Regions from separate parts of the Homo sapiens genome. Here region 1 is linked to region 2. The links are chromatin loops, found by intact Hi-C in ENCODE. Cell type or tissue: mammary epithelial cell. All regions are shown on one strand. Links, peaks and the distances in the headings refer to the core of each region. The heading gives the core; the rest is flanking DNA. Region 1 has its middle 260 kb from the start of LINC02141. Region 2 has its middle 350 kb from the start of LINC02141.

Region 1 (2,928 bases), core at 161-2,660, 610 kb after region 2:
CAAAGAGTAACTGAGTTATAGAATGCCACACTTATACAACTTTCAGTACCAAAGTCTACACTGAGTCCATTCTGATCACTTTCCCTGTATGTCAGGATGAATCCCACTGGTTGTAGGGGTGGGGTAGGGGGAGTAGGTGGGATTTTTCTTTTAAATGTTCCAGCAAAGTACCTTTGTATTTTGTACTGTTTCTTTTTTTGTTACTTTTGCCTTAATGCAATACAATTTAACCACAGGAGCAATACGTTCTTTATTTTTGTCACAGTTTAAATTTTGTATAGTTTTACTTTATATTATATTGTCCATTAAGTTAATAACTTTAAGGTGATGGACACTTCTTTGACTTGTAAGACTTTCGGTCAAGCTATGTCCACATAAAATACCGCATCAAATGTATGTTGGAATATATGTTTCCTGTTATTGCTACTACATTTTGGTAACATGGAAACTGTGTCTGTGCGCATTTAGAGTCCAGAGCATTTTAGCAAATACGCTGCCCATTCAGAAACAAACAAAAATGCTTATTTGTACTGAGGCCAAAGCTAACAGAGTTCAAAATCCATCCATGTTCTATAAGAAAACAAGGCACGCAGTTCTCAGAGCATTTAAGACCAAGACTGCAGCATCCTTATCTTCACAGATTAATGACAATAAATTAATCATCGAATAGCTTTCTTTCCTAATATTGGATAAACTCATAAACTATACCATTTTTACAATTAAGATGCATTACTCTGATACCTTTTTCTGAAAATAAAAAAAAGAAATATGAAGAAAGACAAAACCAAAGTCCTAAAACAAAGGAATACATTATTGTTGTTTTCTTTCTTTCCTGTGAAGCAGCTTCTAACTATCGAAGTTGCTTTGCAAAGAGAAAAGTATAAGATAGGGGCCAATAAATTGTGTGTTTTCCCAACTCAGTTCCTCTGCCTTTGCAATAGGGATTTCCCCTGATAGCTACAGCCTTCTATAAGCCATAATTCTTGCCTTTCCACCCACGTACACTTTTACATAAAACAAGAAAGACTGCCACTGCATGTACTTCAGAGCAGTCAAAATGTAGAACCGGGAAAGTTATTCTGTAGTTTCCTAACATTACTTTCTCTCTTCTCTGCTGAATCATATAGAAAGCATGTTATAAATTGTCAGTCTATCATAACATGTGTCTCAGTCACTGCTCTGTGGAAGAGGTTGGCATTGCTTTGCATATTTCACTTCCTGATCATCAGTGTTGACATCTTCCTCATCCTCATCAGATTTCATAATGCATTTGAAATCTTGGGCCCTTTCTTGACTGAAAAATGCCTTTAGGAAATGCTCTGGGGACACTAGCAAGAAGATCATTGTTTTCATATTCATTTCCTAGGAATTTCTTCCATCATGTGCTCAAGAGGCTTCTAGCAATTCTAAATGCACAAAGTTGGAATAAACTGGTTGATGGACTAAACTGCAGCACAGCCCATTTGTGAAAGGGTAGCTTTTCACTTCACTGGGCAAAAATACAATTTAAACATCTTAGAAGTGTGGTTTTCAGTAAAATCAGTACCAAATGGGGTGTGCAGAAATGTAGCTGAGCCACTTGAATCTTTTTTTGTTGAAGAGTAACTTAAATGCCAACCTTTAGGGAGATCACATTTTAACTATTCTCTCAACGTGAGGTAGAATATACAGCAACTGCTGTATTATGACAAATGATAAATATTAGTCTCCAAGGATGTAAAAAGTAGTCATAAACCCAAGCAATGTTAATCATGAATTGACTTCATCTCATCTTTTCCTACATATATTTCCTGCAGGTCTTGAATAATGATGGTAACAATGATGGTAGAAACTGCCAGCAAATACAGTAGTCCTCTCTTATCTGTGAGGGGTAAGTTCCAAGGCCCCCATCGGATGCCTGAACCTTGGATAGGATCCTATACATGCTATGCACAAATTTCTTTTTTCTTCTTCTCAGTTTTCTGCACAGAAGATTAATTCTTACCATAGATCTTAGGAACTTCAGCATACAATTTTTTCTTCTTTATTAAGTCAAGAACTTTTACTTTTTCACTTAAAAGAAGCACTTTATGTTTTATTTTTAATTTTATTTTAGATGGAGTTTCACTCTTGTTGCCCAGGCTGGAGTGCAATGGCATGATCTCGGCTCACTGCAACATACGCCTCCCAGGTTCAAGTGATTCTCCTGTCTCAGCCTCCCGAGTAGCTGGGATTACAGGCGCCTGCCACAATGCCCAGCTAATTTTTTGTATTTTTATTACAGACGGGGTTTCACCATGTTGGCCTGGCTGGTCTCAAACTCCTGACCTCAGGTGATCCACCCACCTCAACTTCCCAAAGTGCTGGGATTACAGGTGTGAGCACCATGCCCAGCCGCTCTTTATGATTTCTCTTTGGCATATCTAAGTTTTCAGCATCACCACTCTTGTGCTTTGGGACAATTATTAAGTAAAATGAGGATTATTTGATCACATCACTGCAATCTCCTGACAGTTGATCTGATAGTGGAGATGGCTACTAAATGACCAATCGGCAGGGAGTGTCTACAGCATATGTACACTGAACACAGGGACTACTTCCATCCCAGGCAGAACAGAGCAGGGCAGAATGCAGTTTCATCCTGTAACTCAGAATGGCACACAATTTAAAATTTATGAATGGTTTGTTCCTGGAATTTTTCATTAAATATTTTCTGAATATAGTTGACCATGGATAACTGAAGCCACAGAAAATGAAACCAAAGATTATTAAAAAAACATTGTGTGTGCAGTTTTATTTAATGATCACAAAATCAAAGAGTTCCTGATATTACTCTAAGGCATACAAGGAGGATGGGCATTGTCCAAAGTCTGAGGACTTCATGAGCATGGCATTAGTTTGAGGAAGAAGCACATATTTTCAGTTTTATGTGAGAGAGTCATCATGTAT
Region 2 (2,928 bases), core at 292-2,791:
GTTTCTTGTATTTACAAGTTTAAATTCCTAGACTGCAGAGTTCCTGTAGTTTTCATTTGAAATAGAAAACAATGCAAGTAGTAGAAAAGAGAGCAGGCTGACTAGGCAATTAAATGTAAAGTTACCAATAATTGATAGCAGGTAAAAAGATTATGCAAGTGAGCTGTGCGCTGTGGCTCATGCCTGCAATCCCAGCACTTTGGGAGGCCGAGGCGGGCAGATCACCTGAGGTCAAGAGTTCAAGACCAGCCTGGCCAACATGGTGAAACTCAGTCTCTACTAATAATACAAAAAAATTAGCCAAGCGTGGTGGTGCACACCTGTAATTCCAGCTACTCAGGAGGCTGAGAGGCTGAGGCAGGAGAATTGCTTGAACCAGGAGGCAGAGGTTGCAGTGAGCCGAGACTGGGCTATTGCACTCCAGCCTGGCTGACAAGAGCAAAACTCCCATCTCAAAAAAAGAAAAAAAAAAAGATTATGCAAGTGAAATATTTAGTATTTTGACTGGCCTAATGACAACAGAAGACAACAAAACCTCAACTCCCATGGGACTAAGAATGGGATTAAACCAAATCGCCTACATTTGAATAATAACAAAAATCTTACTTGGTTAAAAATTAGTAAGGCTATTCCAACTAGAAATTAAATCTAGTGGTATTTAGCATTTAAAATAGAATAAAAGGGCACCCTTACTCTTCAAATAATATCTAAACCAATCCCCCCTTTCAGTTCATGCTTCTGGATTTAACAAGGCAATCTTAATTTATCATCATAATGACTCACAACGATGATGTTAGTAACCATGCAGTGTGAATACATGGTGAAAGGCAGTTTAGAAATTGTAATACAAAGAAGAATGATGCATGAGATTTCTGAATAAGATGAAAAGGACAGCTGCTGTTGAATCAGAAGTCCTGGCTCTGCTGTATGCATGGCATAGGTCCTTGTTCAACTGAAAAGCAGTTGGCCTCAGTTTCTAGCTGCCCTTCCCCAACTATAAAATATGAATAACACTCACTTCCATAAGATAATGAAAATGAAAACACTTTTCAACACCATGATGGTGTTTGTTGCTACATTTAATGAATCTAAATTACTTATTTTTATTTATTTTTTATGTTTTTAGGAGCAGAGGTTTAATAGGCAAAAGAAAGAGAAAGGAGAAAGGAAAACAGCTCTCTCTCTAGTGAGAGAGAGGGGACTTCCGAGAGAAAAAAGGCCCTCTAAATCACTTTTTAAAAACAATTCCTTTAACAGGGATATGAAAAACCATGTAAAATACAAATGTCAGCAATAAATGTAGATGTTGGAGTCACATATCCTTCCTCCAAATAGTCAATTCTCTTCAAACGATTTGCTTATTGGTGTTACTGTTTTTTGTTTTTTATTTTTTCCCTCCCTTTTCTTTTTTCTTCCAATCACAGATATCAAAGATGTGTTTCTTCATGGAAGCCAGCAGGTGGCTCTCTGGTGTACTACTGCCAAAAACAAAAAACAAACCCCTCAAATCCCCAACTTTCTTATAATCAATCCACTGTGAAAATTTATAATAATCCCCAAAACGGACAGCTAGAAAGCTCACATACAATCATTACTAACATCACAACCCTCCTTTAGTGCACTAACTTCAAAGGTGAAAAACAGTAGTTTAATTTCTGTTCAAAACTCAACAAGCTAGAATGAATTTCTCACCATTCTGACAGCTTCGCATAGGGAGGTAATTTGTTTTTTTCCTCCTCCCTATAGTAAATAGTATCCATTAGAACAAACAAATGACAACAAGCAAATTCAACGAAGAACACAAACATGAATACCTAAAATGGCAGAGTTTATGTTTCTGGAGGACCAGTATTAATAAAGTAAATGACACGAGTTTAGTATTGATTTATTTAAACTCATTATTGTCCTTATAGCATTCATTTCATAAATCTCAAAACAACTTTGAGCCAAACTCTGCTGAAGTCATATTGTTATAGGAAAGGGGTCCCGATCCAGACTCCAAGAGAGGGTTCTTGAGTCTCATGCAAGAAAGAATTCATGGAAGCCCGCAGTGCGAAGGGAAAGCAAGTTTATTAAGAAAGTAAAGGAATAAAAGAATGGCTATTCCATAGACAGAGCAGCCCCGAGGGCTGCTGGTTGCCCATTTTTATGGTTATTTCTTGATTATATGCTAAACAAGGGGTGGATTATTCATGCCTCCCTTTTTTAGACCACATAGGGTAACTTCCTAAGGTTGCCATGGCATTTGGAAATTGCCATGGCGCTGATGGGAGTGTAGCAGTGAGGACGACCAGAGGTCACTGTCATTGCCATTTTGGTTTGAGTGGGTTTTGGCTGGCTCCTTTGCTGCAAGCTGTTTTATCAGCAAGGTCTTTGTGACCTGTATTTTGTGCTGACCTCCTATCTCATCCTGTGACTTAGAATGCCTTAACTGTCTGGGAATGCAGCCCAGTAGGCTTCAGCCTCATTTTACCCAGCTCCTATTTAAGATGGAGTTGCTCTGGTTCACACGCCACTGACAATTTTAATATACATTCAGTCAAACTTCTGGTCAGATATAATAGATTAGTGTGTAGTTTCTGATAACTAATCATTATCCCCAGGTTTCATAGGTATGCCATGCCATGCTCACTACTCAATTGAATATATTATACTCAGAATCAGGTTCGTGATTTACAAGATATTGATCTAGGGGAATAGATTATGATATTATACCATGGATCTCTGAATTTGAGGCACAAACTGCAGTTTGGATAAAGACTGTTTAAAAGACAGTTATGTATTTAGATTTTTAATCATTACTAGCTAGAACAGATTATCTCCAGCCACACATTTGTTTCTGCCAAAGGAACTCAGAGTTTACTGTAAATATGGTTTATTAGGAAAGAAATGCTACAATTTTGGGTGCTACTCAAGGCTGGTAACTTG

The links. Peaks named below come from ENCODE experiments on the same cell type or tissue, not always from the same donor. Only the 100,000 strongest peaks of a DNase experiment are listed, where the experiment ranks them.
Region 1: it touches region 2 in a loop (12-fold over the local background); 3 of 110 quality-filtered maps call a loop at or near these places.

What each region holds. Positions count from the first base shown.
Region 1 is chr16:59,591,687-59,594,614 of GRCh38, reverse strand. No RefSeq gene overlaps it. Among named protein-coding and RNA genes, the nearest start is that of LINC02141, 260 kb to the left of the region's middle. In mammary epithelial cell, for the core only: no CTCF peak of the experiment used is centred there; a DNase peak (open chromatin) is centred at 1,104.
Region 2 is chr16:60,202,292-60,205,219 of GRCh38, reverse strand. No RefSeq gene overlaps it. Among named protein-coding and RNA genes, the nearest start is that of LINC02141, 350 kb to the right of the region's middle. In mammary epithelial cell, for the core only: a CTCF peak has its summit at 1,460 (motif pointing right); no DNase peak of the experiment used is centred there.